Regions from separate parts of the Homo sapiens genome. Here all the other regions are linked to region 3. Evidence: chromatin contacts called from ENCODE Hi-C or POLR2A ChIA-PET data. All regions are on one chromosome and are shown on one strand. Each heading gives the region's core, a stretch centred on a gene start or an enhancer-like site at or near the end of the contact. The rest is flanking DNA. Distances are from core to core; before and after follow the strand shown. Region 1 holds the start of ZNF592 (zinc finger protein 592). Region 2 holds the start of TMC3-AS1 (TMC3 antisense RNA 1). Region 3 holds the start of WHAMM (WASP homolog associated with actin, golgi membranes and microtubules).

Evidence for each region. A loop is a pair of places that touch in the nucleus more often than their neighbours do. ChIA-PET counts read pairs that join two places held with the same protein, here RNA polymerase II (POLR2A). Pooled maps may share reads with other maps.
Region 1: a loop to region 3 is called in a pooled map, with 6 times the contacts of the local background. The contact joins the promoter of ZNF592 here to the promoter of WHAMM in region 3. A Hi-C loop is called at or near these places in 2 of 37 single-sample maps with no recorded cell type and 8 of 50 pooled maps. POLR2A ChIA-PET finds 5 or more read pairs at or near these places in 1 of 52 experiments (naive thymus-derived CD8-positive, alpha-beta T cell).
Region 2: a loop to region 3 is called in a pooled map, with 7 times the contacts of the local background. The contact joins the promoter of TMC3-AS1 here to the promoter of WHAMM in region 3. A Hi-C loop is called at or near these places in 4 of 50 pooled maps.

What each region holds. Positions count from the first base shown.
Region 1 is chr15:84,745,976-84,750,348 of GRCh38, forward strand. It overlaps ZNF592 (zinc finger protein 592), which reads left to right and starts at 2,617. Exons shown (of 11, transcript NM_014630.3): 1 at 2,617-2,689. RefSeq lists enhancers at 1,769-2,068, 2,141-2,980, 3,509-3,588 and silencers at 2,139-2,558, 2,619-3,108.
Region 2 is chr15:81,321,418-81,326,256 of GRCh38, forward strand. TMC3-AS1 (TMC3 antisense RNA 1) reads left to right here and starts at 2,916. Exons shown (of 7, transcript NR_120365.1): 1 at 2,916-3,144. It overlaps STARD5 (StAR related lipid transfer domain containing 5), which reads right to left and starts at 2,724. Exons shown (of 6, transcript NM_181900.3): 1 at 2,584-2,724; 2 at 1,482-1,531; 3 at 991-1,123. The coding sequence starts at 2,682. RefSeq lists a silencer at 3,216-3,265.
Region 3 is chr15:82,807,977-82,812,495 of GRCh38, forward strand. It overlaps WHAMM (WASP homolog associated with actin, golgi membranes and microtubules), which reads left to right and starts at 1,652. Exons shown (of 10, transcript NM_001080435.3): 1 at 1,652-2,359. The coding sequence starts at 1,751. RefSeq lists silencers at 1,908-2,037, 2,058-2,167, 2,388-2,557.

The DNA.
Region 1 (4,373 bases), core at 1,367-3,866, 1.9 Mb after region 3:
CCCACATCATTAAATCTTTTTATTTACCATGATTTTTAATGGCCACAAACTCTAGTTTATTTAACAATCATATAACTATAATATAATAATATAATATTGGGCATTTTTCCTGCTTATAGGTAGGGTGCAATATTTTGAGGTAATATAAATGGACTAATATCTGGGATATGGTGACAAATCTTCCAAAGAGCACAATATTTTTTGCAAACAAGAAATTAGGGCCTGAGATAATTAGGAGAAATGTAAGTTCCCAATGAAACTCTGGAGATATTGGCAGGTATGCTGGGTTTCTTAAGTGGTACACAGGTTTGGAGTCAATTGTACTTAAATTTTAAAGGACAGTGACCCCAGCTGCCCTAAGGATGATTGTAGAGGGTAATCCAGGCAGCTGATCCATGGAAGCATGCATGCCTCCCTACCTCAAAATATTTCAATCTTTATGCACTCTTTAAATCTTGTAGGAAGAGGCGGACTTCTCTGACTTTTTGCTCACCCCTTTCCCCCTTCCCATCTACTTTTCCTTTTCTGGTTTCTTGCACCATCAATTATCCTACATCTATCTGCCATTCTCCCCTCTCAGCTCCTTTAGTTAAGGTCTCCCCACTCAAGTTAGGAAAAAAAAAAAAAAAATCACCGGCCAGGCATGGTGGCTCATGCCTGTAATTCCAACACTTTGGGAGGCTAAGGCAGGTGGATCACCTTAGGTCAGGAGTTCGAGACCAGCCTGGCCAACATGGCGAACCCCCATCTCTACTAAAAATACAAAAATTAGGGCCGGGTGCGGTGGCTCATGCATGTAATCCCAGCACTTTCGGAGGCCGAGGCGGGTGGATGACCTGAGTTCAGGAGTTTGAGACCAGCCTGACCAACATGTTGAAACCCCATTTCCACTAAAAATACAAAATTAGTCAGGCATGGTGGCGCATGCCTGTAATCCCAGCTACTCGGGAGGCTGAGGCAGGAGAATCGGTTGAACCCAGGAGGCAGAGGTTGCAGTGAGCCGAGATTGTGCCATTGCACTGCAGCCTGGGCAACAAGAGCGAAACTCTCTCTCAAAAAAAAAAAAAAAAAAAAAAAAAAAAAAAGCCAGGCATGGTGGCGTGCGCCTGTAATTCCAGCTACTTTGAAGGCTGAGGCTGGATTATCACTGGAACTCTGGAGGTAGAGGTTGCAGTGAGCCGAGACCACGCAATTGCACTACAGCCTGGGCTGCGAGACCGAAACTCCGTCTCCAAAGACAAAAAAAAAAAACAAAAAACAATCAACTTTTCCCTTTACTCTTTTGCAGAGAGGGAGGGTCTCGCTATGTTGCCCAGGCTGAACTCAAACTTCTCGGCTTAAGGGATGCTTTTGCCTCAGCTTCCACAGTAGGACCCAACTTTCTCCTTTACTCTTGGTACTTCTTGAGCTCCAGGCCTACTTTTCTCTCTCTCACTGCCAAACATTTGAAATCATCACCCTTTATTAACTCCATTGCTTCATTGGCTAACATACTCTTTAGACAAGCTCTTCAACTCAGTTCTGTGCCTGGTGCACAGCAGGCTCCGGCTGCATGTTAGTTCCAGCCATCTTGCACATTTGCATCTCCTTCCTGGAGAAGGAATTTCTCCATGGTTAGCAGTGTGTGCTCACTCCTAGTCACCAGGGCCTCATCTCCGTGTTCCCACACCCTGACCTTGCTGCCGCCCTAATGCTGCGGACCCAGTTTCCAGGTACGCCGGGTTCTTGGAAGGTCCTGCCGGTCACCCTCCCAGCCTTCTGCCAGACTCACTGAGTTCTCACCCTGCACAGTCATCGTTTCCCCAGTAACCCTGAGAGATCTCCCAGTCTACCTCTTCGAGGCACCCGTTGCCAGTCCTCCATCTCTGTTTGCCGCGCGTCCCTCGGTTACCCCAGAGGCAACACGTCAGGCTGCCCCGCACCTCCAAGCCTGCGCGAATGTCCTTGTAGCCAGCTATGACCAAACATTTAGGGCGCACCTGAGCGCCAGGCCCACGCCACCCCTGCTTGCTTTCACTTAACAGCCTCGACTAGGCCCCCTATGCGCCAGGTCTCAGTGAAGAGGACGCAGTCCCGGGTCCTGGGCGCTCTTTGCCGGGCGAGACAGCTGCGTAGGCAGATCCTGTTCCTCTAGTGGGCGGCCTCGGCCCCTGCCCCTGCCCCGAGGCGCGTCAGAGGACAAGAGGCCCAGGTCGCTGGCAGCGGCTGCCTGCCCGACCGCACAGGGTGCCTAGCACGGGTGGCGGGGACTGGAGCCGGGCGGGGGCCGGCCGGGGTCGGGGGTCCAGCCCTGAGCGGCGCCGTCCCCGCCCCGCCCCGTCCCGTCGCGTCCCGCCCCGCCCTACCCGCCGCCGCCGTCGTCGCCGTCGCCGGGCCTGCGCCGCGCAGCCCGCCTCGGGCGGGAGGCGGGAGGCGGGAGGCCGGGCCCAGGCCGGGGCAGCCCCTCCACCGCACCGTCCTGGGCCGGTGCCCAGGTCCGAGTCGCCTTCCGCCTGCCCCCCCCCCCCCCCAATCCCCCGCCGCGGCAGCCCCAGCCAGGTCCCGCCGCCAGGCCGGCTCCCGCCCCCGCTCCGCCCCCGGAGCCGCAGCCCCGCCCGCCATCGCCGTCGCCATGTTGTGGCTCCCGCAGCCGGCGCTGGGGACGCGCGCGGCCGAGACTCTGGCCTGCAGTCGCCGCCGCCGCCGCCAGGTAAGCGCCCCCCGCGGGCCGGGCCGAGCGGGGCCTGCGGGCCGGGGCAGCCCCAGCCTGGGCCCGGGAGGATCGCAGCCGGGACCGAGTCCGAGCCCGAGCCGGGGCCCGGCCCTGCAGCCTGGCGGACCCTGGCCGCCGCCAGAGGCGGCAGCCACTTCCCCCGACCGCCGCCTGGCGGGCCCGGGCCGCCACCCCACCCCGCCCCCGGCCGTCGGGCGCCGGCCCCTTCCGCCGCTGCGACCGCCGCTGCGACCGCCGCTCCTTGGCAGGCCGGGCACGCTGCTGTCCTCCGCGCTGGGCGGGACGTGCGGCCGCCCTCGGCGATAGCCGGCGGCCCCCAGCCCGGGCACGGATAACGGTGCCACTTTCTCCCTCTGGGACGGCCTGTCAGCCCGACCGTCCCCGCCGCCCGAAGAGCTGTCGCCGTCACAGGGCAGACACTTCGGGGAACGACCCTCTTTGGCGCTCCTCAGTACTCCCCTCCCCTGAGCCCAAGTTCTGACCCTGAGGAAGGTTTCTCCCGGAGCAGACAGGTATTCCTAGAGCTCCAGAGTTGGGGTCCTCAGGGGTGACCAGGCCTGTTGATCAGGGTGAAAATTGTCTCTCTGCAAGGGCTCTTCCTGCCAACGAGGGGGTTGGCGGGAGGCTCAGTGTGACCTGAGGGAGGACAGGAGAGCGTCTGCTGGACAGATGGCCTCCTGGCCTTGGATCAGCGTTTGTGAGGGGGAGGGGTCCGTATGACCTTAGGTATGCCTGCTCCTGAGTACTGCAGGATTATTGAAGCTGTTTAGGGATTTTAAACCATTTTTTGAGTAGGCCAAAGGTGGCATTAAAGGTCCTGGATTGGAATAAGTCCACAGGCCCACCCAGGGAAGCATGTTTGGCATCCAGGACTAGTCTAGAATAGGACTGGCAGTAGAAGAATGGGACTTGGGGAGTAAGACGGTATTTGGCTTATGGTTTGCCCACTTGAGTTCAGGCCTGTGCTCATGGAGGGCCTGTAGGGTGCTTCTGTCGCGGGTGCAGTGTGGTGCACAGTGTGGCAGAGTGCGGAGGATGTGGACAGACAGATTCCTGGCCTGGTGGATGCTTGGTGGTATTTTAGTAGTCTGTTTCCTCAACCTCACTGTTACGTTACACAGTGAAAGGGGCAGAAGTGTGGTGCTAGTGCGTCCATTTTGATCATTTTCCAATTTTTCAACTAGTTGTGGCTTTGATTCATTAAATAAATTTTTACTGAGCACTTACTCTGTGCCAGGCACTGAGCTAGGTGTTGGGAGTACATTGGTAAGCCAGAAAGATACCATGTTTTAGTTCTTAGCCATTGGGAAAGTCTAATAATTAATAGTCGTGGCCGGGCGCGGTGGCTCGCGCCTGTAATCCCAGCACTTTGGGAGGCCGAGGCGGGTGGATCGCCTGAGATCAGGAGTTCGAGACCAGCCTGACCAACATGGTGAAACCCCGTCTCCACTAAAAAAATACAAAATTAGCCGGGTGTGGTGGTGCATGCCTGTAATCCCAGCTACTTGGGAGGCTGAGGCACGATAATTGCTTGAACCCGGGAGGCGGAGGTTGCAGTGACCTGAGATCGTGCCGTTGCACTCTAGCTTGGGCTACAGAGTGAGACTCCATCTCAAAATAAATAAATAGTCGTGGAAATTTATTCAACAACAAATATTTG
Region 2 (4,839 bases), core at 1,666-4,165, 1.5 Mb before region 3:
CAGCCAATATGGTGAAACTCCGTCTCTACCAAAAATACAAAAATTAGCTGGGCATGGTGGCGTGCCCCTGTAGTCCCAGCTACTTAGGAGGCTGAGGCAGGAGAATCACTTGAACCCAGGAGGCAGAGGCTGCAGTGAGCCAAGATCACGCCACTGTACTCCAGCCTAGCGACAGAGTGAGATTCCGTCTCAAAAAAAAAAAAAATTAGTCTCATGATTACATGAAATATATGATTAAAAAAACTTCTATTTCTATGCATATTTATGATGCAAGATGATGACTTCCAAGAATAAACATGTATTGTATTAGGATAAAATTCAGAGGGCTATGTGGAATGGAAATTTGAGTTCCAGGAAAACAGCTATATACCATTTCTGATGATTTAAAAAACCTTGTTCATGTATTTTAAGTAAAAATTTATATATTATTTAGACACATCTAAAAGAATGATGTCATTGCTTTGTTCAAAACTGAGATTTACATGTCAAAAATGACATGCTTTGCAACTTATGAAAATTTAGTTGTAAACTAAATGTTATTAATAGACATCAACTGGATGTGTGAGGATGATGCATAATTTCTCAAAAATCTGTTGGATGCATGTAAGCAAAAAGCGTGAAGACCCTCATACCAGAGGGTAACTGGGGTCATGCAGGTACGTGGAGCTGCTACTGGCCCAGGCTTCAGGGAAGTGGGTGCCAGGGGCTGAGGATCCTGTGTTGCCTAGTGCAGCAGCCCCACACAAGGAACAGGTATGCTCCCCGCAGAGACTCTGTTTGGGGCTTCTCTCCCTCTCTGAGTCATGAGGTTTCCCACCGGGAAACTGGGCTGAGGCAGGCCTCCAATGCTGCAAGCAGTGGGCAGCCTGTGCTTGCAGGACACACCCCCTTAACAAAAGGTATCACGGACCCCTTCCAGAAGAAATGGGAGGGGGTTACTATAGCCTGGCCCAGACACTATCTAGAGATAACATGCTTGGAAAGACTTACGTCAGTGATGCTTTGGATAATTTCAAAACCGGTCACATTCTCATCCCACTTCACTCGTAGGCCTCCAACAGCTGGCTTCACACAGTCCCACACCTCCTCTAGTGTCCCATATACAATGCCTTCTCCTCGGTACCTGGAGCACGAAAAGGAATTTGACCCCAACGCATCAATCAAACTTGTTATCTTGAGATTGTATCTAAGGACTAGAAGGTGGACCATGCCATGTCTGTCACTACTCTTTAGGACAGACTTGCAGAGAAGGGGCTGAAAGTCACTAGCCCCGCCTCCCTTCAGGCCTGCAGAAATGGACAGTAAGCTTTCACAAGAATACAGTTTGCTGGAAATGATTTCATTAAAAACAGTAAGGCTTTTCTGGAGGACAAGTGATCACAGGTTATAGGGTTGATTTGAATATTTTAGGAGGCAGGCCCATAAAGATACCAGGAAGGGTGCGGCACCTCTGGTAATCTTTGAACGAGGCATGCACTTACAGGTTCCCTGGAAACTCCACAGATGGCCTCCAGGAAACTGAAACTCCATTCTGTCAAAAGGCACAGAACCACAGAATTTTAGAGCTAGAAGGGCTCTGGTCACCTGGCTTAATCCCCTGTTCTACAGAAGAGGGGTAAGAGGCCTCAAGAGATACGACTCTCCAAGGCTGTGCAACCCATACGTGGAAAAGCTGGGACTAGTCTTGGGCAAAGCTGTCCCCACAGCAGAATGTGATGAAGAAAAAGATCTTAACTGGCTGACTCCAAGAGCCGTGGGTGGTTTTTAAAATTATCTTAAAAGCCACCAGGCATTCTGTTTCCTTGAGCAACCCAGGGCTACTTAATGAAAAGTCAGAAGGGTCAAGCAAAACTACTCCCATGCTACCCTCTGGCAACGACAAAGAGAGGGGTTCATGCTGTAATGAAAAGTCAGAAGGGTCAAGCAAAACTACTCCCATGCTACCCTCTGGCAACGACAAAGAGAGGGGTTCATGCTGTAATGAAAAGTCAGAAGGGTCAAGCAAAACTACTCCCATGTTACCCTCTGGCAACGACAAAGAGAGGGGTTCATGCTGTAATGAAAAGTCAGAAGGGTCAAGCAAAACTACTCCCATGCTACCCTCTGGCAACGACAAAGAGAGGGGTTCATGCTGTAATGAACACAGAAGAAAACCTTAGTATGCATCAGATGCTGGATCAGACTTTACTGGATTTAAACAACATGTAAAAACCTCCTTAGCTGCGACCACATTCTTTCATTTTGTTTTGTTTTTAAACACCTGCTTACCCCTTAAATGCAATTTATTTACTTTTACCACTGTCACAGAAACATCCAGTCCTAAACAGCATTCAACAGCCAGGTGACCTTGGGCAAGTCACTGAGTGAAAGGAACAGATACTTACCACCTGAAGTCATTGTGAGCATAACAGGCCCAATCTTTTTTTTAAAGAAGAAAACAATCCCCATTGGAATCCCTCTCAATCGGGTCCAGGGGATTGGGGAGCAGAAAACAACGGGGAGAGGAGGCGCTTGGGGGCTTCTGGGGACCCGGGCTCCACGAAGCCGTCTCCGCGACCCCTTCCCGCCCAGCTCCTCACTCACGCCTTCCCGGCAAATCTTCCAGCCTGCTGTGTCCCGCCGGTACTGGAGCATCTTCTCGGCCACAGCCTCGCTCATCTGGGCTGCCAGCGCCGGGTCCATTGCGTCGGGAGCTGCGCTTAGCTGCGGGGTCGCGGGTGTTATGAGCGGCGGCGCTGGATCCCGGGTGCCTGGAGGCTGGAGCTCTGGGAGGAGCTCGTAGCCCCGCCTCTTTCCGCGCCCCCGCTCCCGAATTGGTCCAGGCCCTCAGACGGATCCCGCCTCCCGGAGATTGGCAGGACAAGGAGACCGCGGGGCCAGGCTCTCCAGTTAGCGTCAGCGCCTGGGCGGGTCCCGGACGCCTTGGGCGGGCCGGGTAAGGTCCAGCCGTATCCGCCTCCTTCATGTCCCGCTGTGGGAGGGGCTCTGGAGCGCCGGGACTGTGAGATGGCCAATGACGGTCTGACCCGTTGGGCCGGGCCAGGTCGCGGACAACGTCGACCGTTTGTTTAAGAAGCGTGGACTCTTGTCCTGAGTGCACCGAGGCTTTCAGCCTGCGGGACAGTGGTGCGATTTGCATTAGAGGTAATATGCTAGGGCGGCTGCTGCAGGGTGGGAGAGGAAATGCGCGTGGAGACTGGGCGCGTGCAATGGTGGGAGAGGTGTGTGGCAGGGGTGCGGGGAGTGGGGGTGAAGAGAAGAGGACCCATCGTAGAGTGTTTAGGAGATGGAAGGTGAAGGTCTCTGCCCCCGATTGTGGATGTTCAGAAGGAGAAAGCATCATGACTCCCAGCCTTGGCCACCTGGCAGCTTACCTGAGATGGAGAAGAGATAGGGTGAGTTCAGTTCTGGGCATATTTAGTTGGAGGTGCCTGAAGGGCCTTTAGTGCAGGTGTCCAGGAGTCAATGCAATGCGCTGACATCTGCGAGAGGCCCGGCTTTATTAGAGATATGGGAGTTCTCTGCTTCCAGCTGCCCTGGAGCTGCGGGGAGTGAGCCAGGGTCGCATCTTCACAGCGTGAATGGCAAGGACAGCCTCGGTTTCCCCTCTTCTGCGCTATCACCAACTAAATATTTGAAAAGGTTAATACTGAGGTCTATTTCTTATCTTTCTTTTTTATGTACTTATTGTTTCCTTTAAACTTTCGATATAAATGTTTGGAAGAGTAGTGTAAACAAATTGACAACTTGAAAGACCTTTTTGGAAGATGTGAAGGGCAGCCAGGCTGTGAAGAAGACCTGGATGGGGAATTAGGGAGCTCAAGATCTAAACCCAGTTTCACTCATTATTCTTTGAGCTTCAGTTTACTCCAAGGTGAAATGGGATACATCATAAATGTTCCTGGCGGGGTCCGGTGGCTCACGCCTGTAATCCCAGCACTTTGGGAGGCTGAGGCAGGAGATCACTTGAACCTAGGAGTTCGAGACCAGCCTGAGCAGCATGGCGAGACTCCGTCTCTACTAAAAATTCAAAAATTAGCCGGGCATGGTGGCGCGGGGCTGTAATCCCAGCTACTTGGGGGGGCTGAGGTGGGAGGATCGCTTCAACCCGGGAGGCAGAGGCAGCAGTGAACCGTGATCGCGCCACTGCACTCCAGCCTGGGCTGCAGAGCAAGATCCTGTCTCAAAAAGTAATAAAAATAAACAAACAAACAAATAAATGTTCCCTATGCCCTTGTGAAGAGAGAGGGAAGTAACGCATGTAAATACTCTTAGGACCCATAAAAGAAAAGACTAGTAAATTAATCCCATTAAAAAATTAAGCACATCAAAATTTCATAAAAAGTTAGATAATATGAGAAAAAAATCGGGACACACTTTAACACATAAGTTTTCTTATCGAACCAAGGGCTCATACAAATCATTAAGCAATTTTCAGACAACCCCATAAACAAAAAGAATGCATTAGACATGGAAAGATACTTTGTGGAAAAATTAATTGACATGGCTAACAAAGCTATAAAAAGATGCAGAACCTCACTCATTGTTAGGGAATTAAAAATTAAAGCAAGGAGAGGCTTTTCTTAAAACCTATTGATGGACAAACATGAAGTTTGTTTATACCCTGTGTTGGTGAGGGTATGGAGAAATAGTTGTTACACAGCGGATGAGAGTACAAATGTATGCAACCTCCTGGGAACAGAATAACAACATATATTAAAATTTTACTCTACTTGTTCTTTGATCCAGTGACTCTTCCTGCACAAAGATGCATAAAATTAATCTTGCAACTGGAAGTAACCTATTTACCAGTATATTAACCAAAGTTATAGAACATCC
Region 3 (4,519 bases), core at 402-2,901:
CTAACTTTTCTTTTTCTCTCTCTTTTTTTTTTTTTTTTTGGTATTTTTAGTAGAGACGGGGTTTGGCCATTTTGGCCAGGCTGGTCTCGAACTCCTGACTTCAACTGATCCGCCCACCTCGGCCTCCAAAAGTGCTGGGATTACAGGTGTTAGTCACTGCACCCAGCCACCCACGACAATTTTATAATTAGAAAGATTGACAGTTTCCGCTTGAAAAACCAAATAGATAAGAAAACTAACAGAAATAACACAGTATAAAGCAGATAGTAAAAAGATATAATGTGAGGAATATACAAGAAAGATATTTAAAACAGACTGTTAAAAATCATAAGTAACTCATATTAGTTAAAATAGTATATTAAAATAGGGGAAAATCAATCACTTCAGCTAAAAGTTTATCTCTCCAAGAAGACTGAGTGACTGAGTCCCAGGGCCCAATCCCCAACCCTCACACCGGCAGCAGGCATAAAAGGGGAGGGACCTTCAGACAAAGGCACCTTTCCATCTTCAAGTTGCATTCCACAGAGGTTCCTAGATTTCTTGAGGTCATTTTCAAGGCAGAGAGATGCCCTAACTAGAGCTTTAGCTTCGCCCTGATTTTTTCGTTTGCTTATTGTTTACCCTTGGGGATAACAGCAAGTACAAAATCTGATTCCAACTTTTCCCAGCTCAAAACCTTCACAAACACTTTCACTTGTTCCCGAATCAACACCTCACAGGCCTTGCTTTGGCAAACGGCTCCTGATCCCAGCTTCCTGGCATCTCCCTCCTTTCCTCCTCCCATTCCCACCACCTGTCTCAGTGCACTCCCAGGATGGGAGCTGACATGGACTGTATTTCTCAGTCTACACTGCACATTTCCTAGGCAGAGACTAGGGCCGTCTTGGTGCTTGTTGCATGAACAGATTTAGCTCCACCCTGACACGTAAACTGGATTTCCTGATATCTCCTTAAACAGGCCTTCCGTAGCCAGGGGGGCATGTCGAGCCCGAGTGTCGGTGTATCTTAAGTTTGTCTGGGCCTCCGTTTCCTTAACTCTAAAGTGAAGAGTTAGAACACAGATTGTATTTAAACACCCTGGTTGGGAGCTGCAGTGCCCTGAATTCCCCCTCTTACTCCACCCCCTCAATACTGACACACAGCCGACACTCAATAAAAGTTTGTTGAATTGACAAAAATAAATTTGCGGCTTCTTGCCCAGTACTTGGCACTTAGAGGCCCTCAATAAATGACTATCGAGTTTATATTTCATCTCCCCAACGCATTTGTGACATTCTTAAGGGCGTGAACCATGTACTCAATAGGGCCCTGATGATAGAAAAGAAAATCAGCTTGGTCCCTGTTCTCAAGTTCATAGTTTAGTGTGGGAGACTAATACAATAACTCGCCGATTCAACAGATATTTTTCCAACGTCCGTATGTATTGGGTGGAAAAGGTGAGGCAAGAGTTGTATTTCCCAGACTCCTGAACAGGTTGCGAGATGATTGACTCCTGAGGGAGACCTTCTCACCTTTTCATTGGTTGTCGCTGGCCCTCTCGTCTATCACCCAACCAACCCCGAATGCCTCTTGTAAGCCCCACCTCCGGCAGCCAGCCAATCAGAAGTGCCGGGGGCCAGGGTGCTGCTGGGGCACTGACGCGGTTTCGATTCTAGCGAAAAATGATTTGGCTCGGACTGTCCCGTGACAGGCGGTGCGAGGAGGCCAGGCCCGCGCCCGCCGAGCCCTAGGGCCGCTGCTGCCGACAGCCATGGAGGACGAGCAGCCTGACAGCCTGGAGGGCTGGGTGCCGGTCCGGGAGGGCCTCTTCGCCGAGCCCGAGAGGCACCGGCTGCGCTTCCTGGTGGCCTGGAACGGCGCGGAGGGCAAGTTCGCTGTGACTTGTCACGACCGTACCGCGCAGCAGCGGCGGCTGCGCGAGGGGGCCCGGTTGGGGCCCGAGCCCGAGCCCAAGCCTGAGGCCGCCGTCTCCCCGTCCAGCTGGGCCGGCCTGCTCTCGGCCGCGGGGCTCCGCGGCGCGCACCGGCAGTTGGCGGCGCTGTGGCCGCCTCTGGAGCGCTGCTTCCCGCGGCTGCCGCCGGAGCTGGACGTGGGCGGCGGCGGGGCCTGGGGTCTGGGGCTCGGGCTGTGGGCGCTGCTGTGGCCGACGCGCGCGGGTCCCGGCGAGGCGGCGCTGCAGGAGCTGTGCGGGCAGCTGGAACGCTATCTGGGCGCGGCGGCCGACGGCTGCGGCGGCGCCACAGTGCGCGACGCACTCTTCCCGGCTGAGGGCGGCGCGGCCGACTGCGAAAGCCCGCGCGAGTTCCGGGAGCGGGCCTTGCGCGCGCGGTGGGTCGAGGCGGACGCGCGGCTGCGCCAGGTAAGCGAGGCCCGGTCGCCGGCGTTCGTCCGCGCTTCCATGGCCTGGGACACTGTGGGAGGCTCCCCCGGCGCCGAGAGCCCTGGCTGACGGCTGACGGGGAGGAGCCGGCGGGCGGAGAAGGCCGCGGGCTCCCCAGTGCCGTCACCTGCGCGGGACCGCTGCGGGAAACCGGCGGGAGCTGCGGGAGGGTCTGCAGAGAGGACAAGCGAAGTTAGAGCCTAGTGTACTTGCAGCTGGGAGCTGGGCTAGGCCCCCAACTTTTGCCCTGAAGATGCTGGCAGAGCAGGATGTTGTAACAGGAAATGCCAGAAATATTGCAAGCAAGACTGAAAACAACCCATCCATGTAGGAAAGAATAACACGGACTAAATGTAAGCAATTCCTGTGTATGAGGGGACGTCGCAAATGGGATAAAATGGTTTAGAGGAAGAAATGGCTTTTAGGAGATAGGGTGTTTTGTTTTAAGTAATATATACTTGGTCAAATGGAAAGCCGGCAGAAGGTGAACTTTATTCATCAGTTTGGAATGACCGCATTAGTGCCCTTTTAAGCTTGAAAGAGGTAGTTTGAGAGAGAGTAATTATTTGAGTGGTAAACTTACTGAACCTAAGGGGAGGGGAAGTACAAGTTCACAGAAGGGTTTAGGAGAAAATATGCCTTCTAAGTCCACACCCACAGTTTATTAAGGAGAGCCAGGCTGGAGTCTCGGCTCACTGCTGTTATTAACCTGAATGATTTTTTTCTGTGCATTCTTCTGAGGAAGGGGAAGTGAAGAGAAGAATTCAGCCTAAGCTAAATGTAGAATAAGCTTTCCAAATTAAAATGGTTTTATAAAAGGAGCTCGTTAGTGGGGTCATTTTTGTACTGTGGGTTTTATGTGTAAATATCTACACACCCACTTCTCGTGTTGATTTCACTTTAGAATATGAGGAAACCACAGGGGAGTTTCAGGCCAGTCAGCGTTTGATCTTCAACTTTATCGTCTTCACCTTAGGATATGAGGAACCCACAGGGGAGTTTCAAAAATGATATCATTTTGTATCAGACTTGTTTTTTACACACTCGGTTTCTCACAGAGATAGGTGGTTTCTCCTTAAAATCGAACATGTTTATGATGTATTTTACTGTAGTAAATACTATCAGAAAAGTTATAGTTTTCCCAAATTTAAGTTCACTCTGGGGTACTATAGCATGAATGTAGTTCATACTGTTGAGCTAGCCGTTCACGTTAGTGTAGTTCACATATTTATCTGGAACTTAAAAATGAGGGGTTGGGAGAGGAAGCTTAAATTCAAAACGTGTTCAAATATATAATTTTAATATTTAGAATGGAAAAGCAATTGATTCTAGAATTAGACCAATTGCTAGTATTGCTAGGATATATAAAATGAAGCTGAATGTTTTAACTCTGGAATTTTTCTGAATAGTTTAAGAAATAAGGCTGAAATGTATCACTTGCCTTAAGTTTACTTTTGCGTGTGTGTTTTGATTTTGTTCAGTGAGGCTTTCACTTAAAAAAAAAACCCATAATATTATTACCTGGATAAAAAACTATAGCTGAAAGTAGATCACTTTATCCTTAAGCAGAAGGATGGAAATAGGAGAATTTAAGAATGTATTGGTTGAAAAAAATCTATATTATTTGATTTTATTTCTCTTCTTCTGGGAGTAAAATAATTTCCTGCCAAGTGAGTCCACCTAGATTATACACTGTTCAGTTTATTTTCTGCCCTGCAGCAGAAGCAGTAACCAGCAGAGACTGGAACCACAGTTGAGGCTCTGTAAATGAGGTGACTGCTAAGGGCTTCATGGGAATATTAATCTGGGGCATTAAGAGAATCAACATGCTGAAGTACTTGGAGACAGCTCTGTAATGTTTTATGAGGTCTTTTTTTAAAATTTTTTTCGAGATGGAGTCTTGGCACTGTCGCCCAGGCTGGAGTGCAGTGGCGCCATCTTGGCTTACTGCAACCTCCGCCTCCCGGGTTCATGCTATTCTCCTGCCTCAGCCTCTCCAGTAGCTGGGACTGCAGGCGCCCGCCACCACGCCCGGCTAATCTTTTGTATTTTTAGTACAGACAGGGTTTCACCGTGTTAGCCAGGATGGTCTCGATCTCCTGACCTCGTGATCCGCCCACCTCAGCCTCCCAAAGTGCT